Linked DNA regions of Homo sapiens: region 1 is linked to region 2. Evidence: chromatin loops called from intact Hi-C (ENCODE). Cell type or tissue: endothelial cell of umbilical vein. All regions are shown on one strand. Links, peaks and the distances in the headings refer to the core of each region. The heading gives the core; the rest is flanking DNA. Region 1 has its middle 230 kb from the start of LINC02587. Region 2 has its middle 170 kb from the start of LINC02587.

Region 1 (8,347 bases), core at 150-8,149, 66 kb before region 2:
CCAGAGCCGGTCCAGAAATGTCATCCAAGAGCCAAGGGCTAGAATTGGGGACCCCAAGGGCCCACTTAGTGTTCTACCCCACTGTGGTCAAGCTGGTGTCTAAGGTACAAGATAAATTTCCCTTTACTTTTGTCTCTGCTTTTCTGAAGCAAAATGAGTCTTGCCCACTATCCATCACAGATGCCAATGTGCTGAGTCTCATCTGAAGCCAACAAGTCTCAGAGCCTCACCTAAGGGCCCACAGCATACTTCCTGGATATTGCTGCTTGTTATTCAGGGCTCAAGGGCTCATCAGGTAGCAGGTGATGAATCCTGCCAGGACTGGATCCTTCCCTTTAAGGCAGTGGGTTTCCTTCTTGCCCCAGGTGTGTCTAGAAATGTCATCTGAGAGCTAGGGCCTAGAAAGGAGACCTCGCTACTCTGGTGTCCTATCCTCCTGTAGCAGAGATGATACCCAAGATGCAAGACACAGTCCTTTTCACTCTTCTGACTCCTCTCCTCAAGTGAATGAAGGGTTCTCTTTTGGAGCCATGAGCTTTGCAGGCTGGGGCTAGGGGAGGTGTGGTGCCAGCACTTTTGTCTTAGTAAGTGGTGCACCCGTTCAGTTCCCTGTCTCTGAGCCCAGTTCAGCGCTAGGACTTGCCTAGGAGTTGCAGTCCTGTGGCCTAGACTACCCTTCAAACTCATTTAGGGCCATGGTGCCCTTTAGCCCATGGTAGTGAGGCTTGCAGTTACTTAAGATCCAACTGCTGGGATGGGCAATTCCCCTCTGGCTAGGGTTGGTTTAAATGCTTCCTCCGTGGGTGGGTATCAACTGAGTTCATTCTGATTTTGCTTTCTGCTATTAACAGGGAAGCTCCGAGTTCAATGCAAGTCTCACAATTGCTGTACTCTTCCTCTTTTAAGCACTCAGATTTCCTTTCCACACCATGCCACCACTGCTAAGGGATAGAGGAGGGGTGGTGTTGGCAATTCAAGACTGCTTTTCCTATCTTTTTAGTGACTCTTTCAGGGATATGAAGTTAAAACCAGGTAGAGTGCTCATCTGGTTTTTGGTTTTTATGAAGGTGCTTTTTTGGTATAGAGAGTTGTTAAATTGGTATCCCTGCAGAAAGGATGATGAGTGGAGATTTCTATTCTGCTATCGTGCTCCATCACCACTCCCAACAACATTTGTTGAAGAAACTACCCTTTTCTCATTGTGTATTCTTGACACCCTTGTTGAAGATCAGTTGGCCATATTGTGTGTTTATTTTCAAACTCTTTATTCTGTTCCATTGGTCTATATGTTTTTCCTTATACTAGTACCACACTATTTTGATTACAGTTGCTTTGTAACATATGTTGAGATCAGGACATGTGATGCCCCCAGCTTTGTTCTTTCTCAAGATTGCTTTGGCTGTTTGGAGTCTTTTGTAGTTTCATTTGGATTTTAGGATTGTTTTTTCTTTTTCTGTAAAAAATGTCAATGGGATTTTGATGGAGGTTGCATTAAATGTGTAGATTGCTTTGGATGGTATGAACACTTTTAACAATATTTATTCTTCCAATTCATGAACATGGGATGTCTTTCCATTTATTTTTATTTTATTTTATTTATTTATTTATTTTGAGACAGAGTCTCCCTCTGTTTCCCAGGCTGGAGTGCAATGGCGTGATCTCAGCTCAATGCAACCTCCGCCTCCCAAGTTCAAGTGATTCTCCTGACTCAGCCTCCCAAGTAGCTGGGATTATATGTGCCCACCACCAAGTCCAGCTAATTTTTTTTTTTTTTTAAATAGAGACAGGGTTTGACCATGTTGGCCAGACTGGTCTCAAACTCCTGACCTCAGGTGATCTACCCACCTCAGCCTCCCAAAGTGCTGGGATTACAGATGTGAGTCACCACGCCCAGCCGTCTTTCCATTTATTTGTGTTTTAATTTTTTTCATCAATATTTTCTAGTTTCATGTGTACAAGGACTTCCACTTCCTTCGTTAAGTTTGTTCATAAATTTGCATTCTTTTTGAGGGTATTGTAAATAGGATTGCTTTCTTATTTTGTTGTTGTTGTTTTTTTTGAGACGGAGTCTCGCTTTGTCACCCAGGCTGGAGTGCAGTGGTGCAATCTCGGCTCACTGCAAGCTCCGCCTCCCATGTTCATGCCATTCTCCTGCCTCAGCCTCCCAAGTAGCTGGGACTACAGGTGCCCGCCACCACGCCCAGCTAATTTTTTGTATTTTTTTAGTAGAGACAGGGTTTCACCATGTTAGCCAGGATGGTCTCCATCTCCTGACCTCGTGATCCACCCACCTCGGTCTCCCAAAGTGCTGGGATTACAGGTGTGAGCCACCGTGCCTGACCAGGATTGCTTTCTTAATCTCTTTTTTGAACAGTTCTTTGATAGTGTGCGGAAATGCAACTGATACTTGTATGTTGATTTTGAATCAACAACTTTGCTGCATTTCTTAATTCTAACAGGTTTTTTTTTTTTGGTGGAGTCTTTGACATTTTCAATGTGTAAGGTCATGTCATCTGCAAACAGAGATAATTTTGCTTTTTCCTTTTCAATTTGGATGACTTTTATTTCTTTTTTGCCTGATTGTTATATCGAGGACTTCCAGTACTCTGTTGAATAGAAGTGGTGGAGAATGGGGCAATCATGCCTTATTTCTCATAGGAAAATCTTTCAGTTTTTCACCATTGAGTATGATATCAGCTGTGAGATATATGTATGTATGTGTGTATATGTATATATATATACACACATATATATTTAATACATGACCTTTTTAATGTTGAGGTAAAGTCCTTCTCTACCTACTTTGTTGAGGGATTTTCATGTAAAAGGATTTTGAATTTTGTCAAAAGCTAGAAAGCCTGGTGTTCAAATCCAAATATTTGCTCCCAATCTAAAATGTTTCAGAACCTTCTTTTCTTTCCAAAGCTCTCTTGTTTATACTTTTACTTTTTTTTCCAATTATGCTTATGTCACAGAAGGACATTGTTACTCCCATTTTTCTTGTCTATAAACACTCTTTGAACAAAGACAGCCCTCAGGATGTGTGAGCTACTTGAATGTATTAACAATGTATTAAACTAATAGTTAACAATGTTTAACTCAGTGCATGGCAAAAAAGTAGTGGTCAAGAGATATTTATTGAATAAATAAATAAAAACTGAATAGATGACTAGGAAGTTGGTATGGGTCAGGGGTCAAATTATTATAACAGCAGAAAAAGGAAGCAATGACTATAATCCAAATCATTAGAAAATTATTGTAACAGGACAGTGTTCTGTATAGCCTCCCCTGACTCCTGGGAATGGCAATGGCTTCAGAGATGCTGTTATTTATACCACATTAAAATATTAATTAAATATTTAAAAATAGGCATGTTTCATAACACTATAAAAGTCTACATACTAGGATTCTAGTGGGGATTCTTTTTTAACATCTGCAAGATAAATTTAGTGACACCACTAAGAATGCCTGAGGCTACAAAAAAAAGGCAGAGAAGAAATGAATCACTTGGCATAGTAATGACTAAGAAAATAAGGAAATATTTTTCTATTAGTCAAACATCAAAATGTGTAGCAAAAAAAAATCAAAAAGCTTCAAAACAACAAAACCAAAGTAACATTGCTACGGGCAGGAAAAAAATATCAACCAAGTGATACAGGTTATTTCAAAGGGATTTCAGCTCTTTTCCATGTTCAACAGCAAGGTGGCGGCAATTCAGGTTTCAATGATTTACTTTACCAACGATGATAAATGTGTTACAAATTATTATTATAAACAGTGAGGAAGAGAAGAATGAAAAAGCGGGAGACTGAAGTGAGAGGTGTTGGGAGGCACTGAGTGGAGCCTCCTGGGGAACTAAGATGCTGTGTTTGAGCAATCTGTGCTTTCTGAAAACCAAAAGTTCAATTTTTTGTATCATTCTTTTAATAAATGACATTTCTTGTAGGCATAATATATATGTTTATCAATAAGAAATCAAACTGTGTAATGCCAGCTTGAGCAAAGCAAGTTTCCGTTGCAGGGTTTCGTGTGTTGCAAACCATTTGAAATTGTAAATAAAACTTTCATGTTTTTCTTTCCTATCCAATATTTTGGGGGCATTTTGAAGGGAACTTTTTTTATTATTCAAAAAGGAAATGATTAATCTGCCTGTGTCCATTGCCAGCCAGATGGTGACATGAATTTGCAGTTTATTTAAGGATTGCCAAAAGTGGGGGAAGGGGAATCCTTCCTATTTGTGGTATACCAATAATTTGAGAATAAACGAAATTATTTACCGTGAGGTTGCATATCAGATAATGTTTCATGTATCTTCTCTGAAGTCACCACGAAAAAATGCAGCCGAAATCATATTATATGCTGACAGCTTTATGAGACTATTCAAATATTTCGTCTTGCAACTTTCTTATAGTATATATTTTATACTAACTTTTTAATAGTAATATATTAACTGTTTGTAGTAATATATATGGAGATATATATATGTGAAGAGAGATATGTATAATATAATATAATTACATAATAATATATATATATATGGAGGCAGAGCGAGAGAGAGAGAAGCAACTTAGGCAATGTAAAGGTCTGAAGCTGCTTAATTCACACAGATTTTTAGGGTATTAGGTATTTTAGGGGTATCAAAAATTCTGATTTGACATGAGATTAAAACGACTTTCAGTTTACATTTATAACGTAGTTATTTAAAAAATATGTTGGCCGGGTGCAGTGGCTCACACCTGCAATCCCAGCACTTTGGGAGGCCGAGATGGGTGGATCACTTGCGGCCAGGAGTTCGAGACCAGCCTGGCCAACATGGTGAAACCTCGTCTCTACTAAAAATACAAAAATTAGCCGGGCATGGTAGTGTGCCACCTGTAATTCCAGCTATTTGGGGGGCTGAGGCACTAGAATCGCTTGAACCTGGGAGGCAGAAGTTGCGATGAGCTGAGATCGGACCACTGCACTCCAGCCTGAGTGACTGAGCGAGACTCTGTCTCAACAACAATGACAATAACAATAACAACAAATTATGTTGACATTCTTTTTATCAGTATTTTATAAAATGAGTTTTCTTAACTATGGAAAAATTCAAACATATACAAATGTAGAGAATATAATAAACTTTCTTATCTCTGTTACTCAGCTTCAACAGTTATCATCTTGGGACCAATCTTTTTCCTTTTCCCATAAGACCTCTCAAAATTATTTTGAATTCTCTATTTGGTATAATTTCATTCATAAATATTAAGTGCTACTGAAAGTTAATCTTTTCAACAAAAAAGAGGGTGAGATAAAAGGGTAACTGAAGCAAATCCTCTGATCTCAGCCATTCAGCTATAGGACAGAGAAATGATATTACTCAGCCTGAAATTGTGCCCTGAAGAAGCTTCATAAGTATTACATGTTTTTTACCTTTTAACTGTTTTTAAAATTGACAACAAAACTCAACAGTAATGAAACTCAAAGTACTGTGAATCTGTGAAGATGAATTATACACTTCCTAGCAGTTTAAGGCGATTTCTGATGTGGCCAGGAGTCATTTAGGTATACCGACTTTTTCAGTTCAGTTTATTCCTTTGGCCTTGGGATCTAACACAAACCAGTTCAATGCAAGCCAGAACCCAGAATGAACCTAGAAATCCTGAGTGACATCCATTGCGTGCTTTCAGTGACAGCAAGAAAATAATATAGTCACTTTAGTCGTTTTATAGGATTGCATACTTTCACTTTATATTCAATAAGTCATTAAAACTCGTTCACTGTTTATTCAGTCATTCATCCATGTATATGTATCTACTTGTGTATCTATTAATTTAATGAACATTTATGTAATACTCTGAGCGATGTGGTAAGGCTACAAAGGTGAAATACAAATCTATGGCCTCTTATACAATGGAAGATTATTCAGTGATTTTTAAAAAATGAGCTATCAAACAAACAAGGGACATGAAGAAAACGTAAACGCTGATACGGTAACAAGTCAATCTGAACATGCTACATACTGTATGATTCCAACTATATGGCTTTCTGGAAAAGGCAGGTGGAGACAGTAAAAAAGATCAGCAGTTTCCAAGGTTTGGGAGAAGGGAAGAATAAATAGGTGGAACACAGGATTTTTAGGGCAGTGAAACTATTCTGTATGATACTGTAATGGTGGTTCCATGTCATTAACATTTGCCTAGACCCACAGAATATACAATACAAAGAGTGAACCTTAATGTAAACTATGGACTTCAGTCAAGAATAACGTATCACTGTTGGCTCATTAACTGTAGCAACTGTACATCACTAATGCAAGCTGTTAATAATAAGGGAAATGGGAAGGGGTATATGAGAATGCTCTGTACTTGGAGCTCAATTTTTCTGTAAAGTGAAAACTGCTCAAGAAATAAAGTCTATTAATTTAAAAACAATGTGGGACATCTGCCCTGCAGAATTTTAAGATATAGTTAGGAGTGAATGTATAAATAGCTACCTACATTAGTTTCCTAGGGTTGCCATAACAACTTCCCACAAACTCGGTGGATTTAAGTAATGGAAGGTTAACCTTTCACGGTTTGGAGGCCAGCAGTCTGAAGTCAAGGTGTCTACAGGGCTTACTCTTCCCAAAGGCTCTAATGGGGCAATCCTGCCTTGCCTCTTCCATGTGGCTCCAGAGTTTCTTGGGTTTTGGTCAATCCAATCTCTCCCTCCATCTTTACATGGTCTCCTGTTTTCCCTGTGTGGCTCTGCTCTGTGTGTCTCTTATTGGTTCACTTGTATTGGATTTAAAGCCCACACATATAATCCAGGATGATCTCATCCTCAGATTCTTAATTATATCTGCGAAGAGTGTTTTGCCTAGTAAGGTCACATTCAGAGGTTCAGGGATTATGATGAGATGTACCTTTTAGGGAGGCCACCATTCAACCCACTGCACCATCCATAATATGATTTGCACTTTATTAATAGATTAGGAATGCAGTGCTCTGTGAGGAAATTGAGGATGCCTCATAGGGAAGGTGACATGAGAAGATTAAAGGTTGAGTGGAGTTTTTTAGACTAGAGCAGGAGTGTTGTGGTGTGAGAGGTAATGGAATTCCATCTCTTGGGAGATATTCCATGCAAAGATAGACAAATAACAAGGAGACATGATTAGGGAATGGTAAGAAAGTCAGTGCGGCTAAAAGAAAGTCGATAAAGGCTAAAGGAAATAATAACATATGAGTCTGAGATGTCAGACTGAGGCTGGGTTATAAACGAGCTGACAATCATAAGAAAAAAGCATTTGTTTTTCATCTTATTCAAGAATTTATTAAAGACAAAATCAGATTCCTACTTTAGTTGGCAGCGGAATCAGGACTTTAGGTAAGCAAAGACTAATGGCAGGGAGATGAACAGGCTAGAATCAATGAAATCCTACTATGAGGCCTCACGAGTGGGGAGTGAACAGACAGATGAGAAATAAGAGATATTTTGAATTTAGAATTGCCAGCGTGTGATGAATAACTGGATTTGTCTAGCAGAGAAGGGTGACTCTGGTTTATGGCTTTAACACTTAGCTCGATGCCATTATCCAAAACAGGGATTTTTAGAGGAAGGAAGTGGCTTTATGGGGAGTGTAGAAAATTATGAGTTCACTTTTGGATATGTTTAATTTTGTCATACTTGTACTCAAGTTTTAAGTTTGGTTTATCAATTTTTTTTTTTTTTTTTTTTGCTTCCGATCAGTAAAGGGCTCTGAAAAAAACAGGCAAGCTTTTGGGGAAATTTTCAAAAGTACCTTTAGAATTTCCCACATGGGTCCCTCCCAGTCAATTCCTGTCACACATGACAAGCTCCAACAGACAACATGGCTTTGGAAACATAAGAGGACTGAGGGAATCACTAAGTATTAAGAAGGATTACTGATTCACAGAGGCGAGAAAATAGTTTCTCTTTCTGACGAATAGAAGAAGGCTGCAATTACTGCTATGAAGTAGCAGGCCAATCTTATTATAAAGAGATTGTAAAAAGAATTAGAGCCTACACATTCTCCAGGGAAGAGGTCCTCAAACCCATAGCATTCTGCTTCATTACCTCTTATTTTTATCTTTGCAGAGCTGGTGCAAAGAAAGAAAAAATCTACATTCCAGCATAAAAATAAACATAATATCACTGTGACAGGGACTGATTCAGTATGGAAACATTGACTGTAGAAGCATTCTGGTTTACTTCAAAAGACTTTCAATAACTGCCAAAAGAGTTTATTTGGATAGTTTCAGTTTCATGTGTTTAATCAACGAAAAACTCAATCCAGAGTTGAAAGTTTGGCACAGCAAGTGTTCGGAAAAGGGGTGCATGTGTTCTTATTTTGGGGAGCGTAAGT
Region 2 (8,347 bases), core at 46-8,045:
ACCATTACTTCATGAGTCCTTTGTATATATGCTTTTAAAGAACCCAACTAAATAATAATAGTTGAAAGTAGTTAAAAATTTAAATATAGACTAATGTAATCTCATGTTAAATGTTTCATGTCCAACTCTTATTTATGTATTTATCTGTTGTAATCAAAGAAGACAACTGTGTCAGCTACAGCCGAAGAGATACATGTTGACTCTTCTTTATAGCCGTACTTTCTAATATTAGGTGCAAAGAACATAGGTATCAGAACCGGTCACAGCTGAATCAAGTACCAGCTCTGCCCCAGTGAGCTGTGCAAGTTTGAGTAAGCTTCTTAACTTCTTTGAGACTCATTTTCCATGAAATATAAAATATAAGTTTTCCTTGAGATTGTTTACTTTGTCTCACTTTTCATATAACCACTTATATGGCAGTGTCTTAGTCCGTTTTCATGCTTCTGATAAAGACATACCTGAGACTGGGAAGAAAAAGAGGTTTAATTGGACTTACAGTTCCACATCGCTGGGGTGGCCTCAGAATCATGGCGGGAGGTGAAAGGCACTTCTTACATGGCAGCGGCAAGAGAAAAAATGAGGAAGATTCAAAAGTGGAAACCCCTGATAAAACCATCAGATCTTATGAGACTTATTCACTACCATGAGAACAGTATGGGGAAAACTGCCCCCATGATTCAAATTATCTCCCACTGGGTCCCTCCCACAGCATGAGGGAATTATGGGAGTACAATTCAAGGTGAGATTTGGGTGGGGACACAGAGCCAAACCATAGCAAGCAGTAAATTCCCAATTAGGGAAATGCTATATTACTGAACAAATATATAATTTAGTGTCATAGCCAGTGTGACAATGTTTTAAAATTATGATTTCACTATAACTAGGGATTTATATAATTGATCACCCAAATTTTAACACTTTTGCAAATGAATGTGGGCATGAACGGTCATCTTAACTATATCCACATGAAGTGAGGGGTTGGCAGTGCAATTTAGGAGAGTCTGGGGGTAAAAACATCAGAATAAAAATAATGACTAATTATGTGCTTATAATCCCCTTAGGACATAATTATAATATAAAATAGTTTTTAAACTTAGAGTAGGCTTTTTAAGAGTTTGAGTACTCTATCAAAGGTTAAAAATGGTTTTTCTTAACTACTTTCATTGTCTACTCAACGTTAAGCATGGTTCCATAAATTAGGGACATGCTGGTTAAACAACTTGAAGTGGGTTTCCATTCTGCAGAGCTCTTTAGTTTCTTTATTACATTTATGACTGCCATTGACGTCCAAGGAAAGCTGCCTTAAGTATGGTTCCTCACAAGCAGATCCTGAGATGAACATTTATGTGCAAGGCATTTGCCAAGAAAGAGCTCCCAGCCCTTCCTTGCTTCTTTCCTCCTTTTCCTTCTTTCTCTTTTATTCCTTCCATTCCTTTTAAATGCTCAAAGATGGAAGGGAATCAACAATGTAAGTAACGGAAGGCACAATGTAGTATGAAAGTTCAGGGGAAGGAATTAGTTCTGCATGGTGGTGCGTGCCTGTAATCCCAGCTACTCGGGAGGCTAAGGCACTAGAATCACTTGAACTTGGGAGGCAGAGATTGTAGTGAGCCCAGATTGTGCCACTGAACTCCATCCTGGGCAATAGAGCAAGACTGTCTCAAAAATAAAAAGAGAGTTCAGGGGAAACTGTTTGATGCAGCTGTGGATGTGACAGGGAAGCATGAAGCAGAGGACCTATGCCAGGAGGAAAATGCAGGGCTAAACAGCTGGAGATGGAAGAAAAATCACACCATAATGTTCTTCTATGTACAAGGTCCCAATCAAGAGCCAGTGGTTTTTTTTATATTGAATTCGGAGTGGAAGCCAAACTTCTCTCCACAAAATAAAAGGTTATGCAAGATCAGGCCCCACCTGCCTCTCTGACCTCTTTTCATGTCATTCTTCCCTGCCTCTTCACTATGCCACAGCGACGCTAGCTTTCTGTCAGTTTCCTTAACCTGCCACACTCAGTCCCACCTTAGAAATTTTGCACTGGTTGTGCTCTCTGGAAGAGGCAAAAGGGAATTTTTTAGGGGAATGAAAATATTCTGTATCTTGACTGAATTGGTTGTTACACAGATAGATATAAATGTGTTTGTGAAAATTCATCAAACTGTATACTTAAGTCCATTTTATTATATATTGTATTGTTGACGTACATTGTAATACACCTCAACAAAGTTCGTTAAACAACAAAAAAAGATTCACTAGTTCAATTGTAGAACTCAACAATAAAGTAGAATTGATTTTACAATATTTCTTTTAAAAAAGAATTTTCCAGGAATGTGTTATCAATTCTTTAAAGTGACTGGTAAAATTCCACTTATGTGGAATTTAGAAGCTGATTTTCCCAGACATTAAACATAAATGAATGGACATAGATTCAGCCTAAAGGAAGTGGAATTTGGCAAGGGGCAGACTGCATGAACTGAAAATGGGTGGTGGACTAAGAATTCAATAGGGAGATATCACAGACTTCATCTATGATTTCCATCCAGGAACAGATCCAGACAGCTGTAGACTGTGTAGGGGGCCTTTAAAATACAGTTGCAAAACTCTATTTTATTTTAACTTGGTTTGTGTTAAATTCTTAAATCAGATCCCAGTTCATCACAGCAAAAACAAAGCAAACAAAAATTCTTTGGCTCCTTCTCTTTTAATATGGGGAGGTGTACTTAAGACAGTTTCAAGGATACTATTGAAGTAAGCCTCTTACAACCCACTTTGTATACAAGTAAAAGAGATCCTAAAAAACAAGCCAAGAGGGGACAAAGAAAGCATATACTACTGAGAAAAACAGTATATTGTAAGAAAAATAAAATTACTTGTGATTAGGAGCAGTATTTTTTTTCTTATTCTTTTTTTTGCTATAGCCTTGATTAAAAGGAAAGGGAAGGATTTATGCAGTTGGTTTACTACCCCCCAGATTTTTAGAATTATGTAAGGATAATAGTACTTCCCCACCCATCCCCTGAGGAGCTTTTAAGACTAGCATCTGTGAGGTGCATTTCCTAGATAAATGCAAACTGCCCTTTGACTCTCTTCAAGATAAGAAAACATTGACCCTTTCAACCAAGTTATTTATGACATTCACATAATGTGAAACAGTGCTTAGACCTGATGGGAACGCCCAGAAGTATATACACTGAAGGCAGTTAAGATTCCCCTCTGCTACTATCCAGGAGAGGCCACCACACAAGTCGAACAATGCCCAAGGCTCATTAAAGAGTTTGATGAATTTAATACAATTCAAATTAAAGAAGATCTCAGGGGAACATGGTTAGAAAAGAAAACCAGATGGGGCTCCAGGGTAGAGCATCCTGGGAGCAAGTGTGGGATGCCGTAAAATCCTAGAGATTCTGGAAACATGAGAAAATGCGATTTATCTTCTTGGCGAATTAACATACAAAATGCGTTGGTGGCATGGTATTGAGTTTCACATTTTAGAATGTAATTTCCAAGATTGTGAGGGAAAAAAGACCACTAGATATTGGAAGGAGTCACCTCCCCTTTCCATGAGACTTGCCAAAGTAAAGGGGAACAAAGTAAGAAAAATGCATGCAATATACCCATGCTAGTTATCAAGTGTGAAATGGCAGAATGTGAGTCACCAAGAAAATAGAGATCATAGATTAGAATGTCAGCTGGCCCAGGAGCTGTCCTTTCTTTTTCTTAGTATAGGAATAACAATGAGAAATGCTGCTGTTGGTCACTGGACTGAAGGGTGGTGTGGGTGCGGATTCTTTCAAAAGAAAGAGTATAGAAAAAGGGAAGAAACACTGTTTGCTATTTTACAAAATATACGTAAAGTTTCAAAATAAACCTTAAAATAGAAAGTAAGAAAACTGTATTGATTAAACTGGTCACAATGTGTTATCTCCATTTAATCTGGAGTTGCCAATTTGATTTAGTCATCATGGCATTACTGTTTGTGAAATAAACCCTGACTAGGCTCAGGCACAGGTGAGGCCTGGTATCTCTCTTTGGTCCGACAAGGGCTCCAAACTATGAGGAAATGATGGAAGGCTTTTGGTTTACTTTTGTTTTGTTTTGCAATATCTCTTGAAAACATTCTTACAATGGAACGTTGGTCATTTGCATTACTAATATCTTGTTGAAAATGTTGGCAGAGCTCAAACCCAGGATAAGTATTCCCAAATAAACAGAGCAAGGATTCTGGATTTTCAATGAGCAGCTTTCTTTGCCAGAAGGTAAAAAATTGTAAAAATCAAAGTCATCTGAAATTCTATTATTCAAATAGAATTATGGAAAAAAAAACTATCACAATATAAGTTCATACTTTATATCTAATTATGTACATGCTTTTCTTTTATTACATATAACGAATAGCTTTTCATTTCAAAATACTAAAGTAATTTTTAATAGCTGCTTAGCATATTATCTGTGTACACTGTGACTGTCACTAAATATACCATCTTAGAGCATTTAGGTTATTTTTAAATATTTTCTGTGCTTAAAAACAATGCTAGAATTAATATATGGAATTACTGGAACAAGTGCAATGTACTTTAATTATATTTCTGGTTCTTAATAAATAACAACATTGCAAAATTAAGGGTAGACTCAACAGTTTTAATTTTATAGTATATAAACTATAATGTATCAGAATTCCATTTTGCCCATAATTCTTTATCTTCACTTATTGACATAAACTGGTAAAAGGAAACAGGAATCATTTAGAGAGGAATTAGAGCACAGGAAGCCTGGAGTCTCCTACAATGACCTTATCAGAAACCCAAGGAAAAATATGTGTCACATATAAAAAATAACTTGACTGTAGCTCACGTTGGCAAGCTAAAATGGGAAATGAGGAATGATCAGAGATGGTTGAGAGAAGGGATAAGATCATCTTTAAAGGAAATCAAGAGATGCACAAACTATGGCAGGTTAAAACAGTAAAACAAAGTTGTACTGGGTAAATAAAGAGTTATGCTCTATATTTAATTGACAGACTAGTATAAATAAGTCATCAGGGATTCTGGTGAAACTTTTGGCTAGAATGTGCAAGCTGTCATGCTAAGCTGACTTGTGGTAGCAAAGACTAATGGTTTTCAGTGCACAGTGTCCATTGGGAGGAAACTGGAAGCAAACCTGGGAACTTCAGAGTGGTGATTCGTATCCCCATACTTGTCAGGAGGGCAGCAGCTGGAAAGAATGATGGCATCATGAATTCCTAGAACAGTATAACTTCTGGGGAGATATGTAACATAGCTTCTATAAGGGGAAAATAATGTCTCATTAATTAACTCAATCACAATTGGAAATCCCTATTAAATCTTCTAAAAATACATCTTGTCCCTTCCTTTCCTTACTGCTGCTGCTCTTTAATGGTGCAGAGCATTGGACTAGATTTTTCAGATAACTTACAAACATTCCTGCCTGCCTCCAGCCTTGCCTTCCATAGTATATTCTTTATTCCACCATCAGAGTAAACTCTCTAGCACATCTCTTATTTGTACCCACCCCTGCCTGCAAATATTTAATTGGCCAGACTGTAGGAACTCTCCACCATAGCTCAGAAGGCCTTCTGCAGTAGGGCCTCTTCCCATCTCATCTTCCTCCATAGCTCCTCTCCTGAAACACCTGCTAGCCTGCATGCCCTCCACCACATCATGATGCTGGTGCCTGCCTTCATACCTCAGTATATGCTCTTCCTTTTTCTCAGAATGCACCTCCTGTCCCTCGGGCACCAAGTGAGTTGTCTTTGAAGACTCGACTTAAATGTTCACCTCAGTTAAATCTCCGTAGACCTCCATGAAGGTAGAGTTAGAGGTTTGCCTCTCTACCCTCATTACAGCTCTTAGCAGACTGCAGACAGCAAAGCTTTTTGAAAGCAAAATGGGCTTTTCTTATATGTATCTTTAGAGTCCCTTACAGTACCTGGCACATAGAAGGTTCTCAGTACAGATTTATTGAATAAACGAGTCTAGATTTCTCAGAGGTGATATGGACAAAAAAGAAGGTAATTTTATTTCCACTTTCAAAGAGATTGAAAGTGTGTATCCTATAGGTGGTCAAACAACAATTTTAAAAAACCAATTTCCTTGTTATTATGGAAAGTGTTTTGTCTTTAAGTGCGGAAATGGCTTAATGACAGGAAGCAATGTGTAGGAATAAATGATCATTTCTCTACTTAGAGAAGTGTTAGTGTCAAGGTTCCCTAGGGACTGAGGCTGGAACACAGTCTCAACCAATATGTTAAATATATTGCTTAGAATAAAGACAAAAAAAAATTTTAAGTTTTTTCTCTCTTATTATAAGGTCTTCTGTGTAGTGAAATACCGAGTTGGTAGACATAGCAGGCAAGAATCCAATGAAAGCAATGAAAATAAAGAATAATGACATTTGACTTTGATGTAGGAAAATAAAGGTAACAGAGTTAAAGAAGACCCATTAATTCAACTCATTTTGAGTACTTATTATACATAATACAGAGTCCTATTTTAATAGCTGCAGGGTTACACAAGTGAACAAGTCTGAGCCATTGTATCTTGAAACATGAATGCAAATTTTACCCAAAATGCATTAAGCCTCAAAGTTATAAAGTTATATAGATGTTTCAAAATATTGAGAAAAATTTTAGTGGAAGAATCGGAGCTTCATAAAAACCATGTTATTTGAGCAGCTATTGATGTGTGAATATGATTTTTGAAGGTAAAAGTAGAGGAAGTGACTTAAAATAAAAATAAATAATAAGAAAAGATTGAATATGATTTCCTAAGTAAAATTCAGTGTGACTGAAAGGAGATCGTTAACAACAAAAAAATAAGATAGAAAGTTGATGTGAAGGGAGAAAAAAGGATAAGTTAGGATGGGGCAAATAAATATATAAGTTACTACACTCTTAATTATAAATCATGACCTAGGAAAAAAATCACGGAGTCTAGAAGACACCTTAGAATATTGTTGCAATGGTAACGGCAGCAACAACAAAACTATGCAATTTTGCATTCTAAATGTTATTGAAAATAAAGAGTGTTATTGGCAATAAAGCATTTTATTAGAAATAAAGCATTCAGAGAGACCCAGCTGTTGTGTAAAGCCACAGTGCTCCTCCACTTGAATAAGACTTAACATTTAAAGCTTTTTATTGTTTGCAAATTCTTTCATGTAGGTGACTTCACATCAGGTAAAAAAGAACAGGGCTGTTATATTCATTTTAAAAGTAGAATTGCATAGATCTAAGTGGTTTAAATAGCTTATTTCAAACTTGCATAGCTAGTAAGAGATAGATCAATCCAGGGATAGAATCTAGGTTTTCTGTAGGCAAATTCAGTGTTTTTTAATCTATGCTACTTAGCACTCAAGGAAGACACGGATATAAAGAACTAGAAAAATCCTAAAGAGCATGCTAAAATAATCAAGAGAGCAAAGGGGATTCTATAGAAAGAAAAACTTAAAAAAATATATATGTATTAGAAATCTAGTTTGAAAAGCAGTTGATTTTGTTAATAATTGTATAAATGTCACAAATAAAGTTAAGATGGCTTAGAACAGCAGTCCCCAGCCTTTTTGGCACCAAGGACTAATTTCGAGGAAGACATTTTGTTCACAGATGGTGACGGGGATCAATGTTTTCAGCATGAAACAGTTCCACCTCAGACTCAGATCATCAGGCATTAGTCAGATTCTCTTAAGGAGCACGCAACCTAGATCCCTCACATGTGCAGTTCACAATTGCTTGTGCTCCTATGAGAATCTAATGCCGCCACTGAGCGGACAGGAGGCTCACGTATTTACTCAGATAATTAGAATTGGAAGCTAGACCAGAAATTATAAATATATGGTCTGTCAGTCACACCAGTCTTTTAGATATACTTTGCATGACCTTTGCAGTATATTTTAACACAATATTTTAAGTGGCTGATATAATTTTGAAATTGAGAGGTTTTATAAAAAGATCCATATATGCAGCTTCTTTTTAAAATCAGAAGCTCTGAACAACATGTGCTTTGACCCAATAGAACACTCAGCCAAAATTGAATAGGAGCTTCACTCTTTCAAAGAGGAATTTTTTTTTTCTACTTCAGCACATTGTCACCAGGGTACACTACACAGGGTACACTTCTCCCACTGAATTACACCTAGACCGCCTCATGTCTTTATATGAACATGGTAAGTAGGCATTTCAGTGTTGGTCACTGCTCCAGAATCTAAGCACAGAAATGTTTGAGGTGCTATTTAATGATGATGATAGGCAAGTTAGTTGTATCTTCCTCCAAACTAACTGTTTGGGTATGCTAACAGAGAATGAACATCGAACGGGACTTTAGACACATTCTAT

Evidence for each region. A loop is a pair of places that touch in the nucleus more often than their neighbours do. Peaks named below come from ENCODE experiments on the same cell type or tissue, not always from the same donor. Only the 100,000 strongest peaks of a DNase experiment are listed, where the experiment ranks them.
Region 1: a loop joins it to region 2, with 2.8 times the contacts of the local background. A loop is called at or near these places in 2 of 110 quality-filtered maps.

Annotation. Positions count from the first base shown.
Region 1 is chr7:15,916,998-15,925,344 of GRCh38, reverse strand. No RefSeq gene overlaps it. Among named protein-coding and RNA genes, the nearest start is that of LINC02587, 230 kb to the right of the region's middle. In endothelial cell of umbilical vein, for the core only: no CTCF peak of the experiment used is centred there; DNase peaks (open chromatin) are centred at 3,184, 3,434 and 4,074; H3K27ac peaks cover 606 bases.
Region 2 is chr7:15,850,724-15,859,070 of GRCh38, reverse strand. No RefSeq gene overlaps it. Among named protein-coding and RNA genes, the nearest start is that of LINC02587, 170 kb to the right of the region's middle. In endothelial cell of umbilical vein, for the core only: no CTCF peak of the experiment used is centred there; DNase peaks (open chromatin) are centred at 3,660, 4,990 and 5,050; H3K27ac peaks cover 2,473 bases.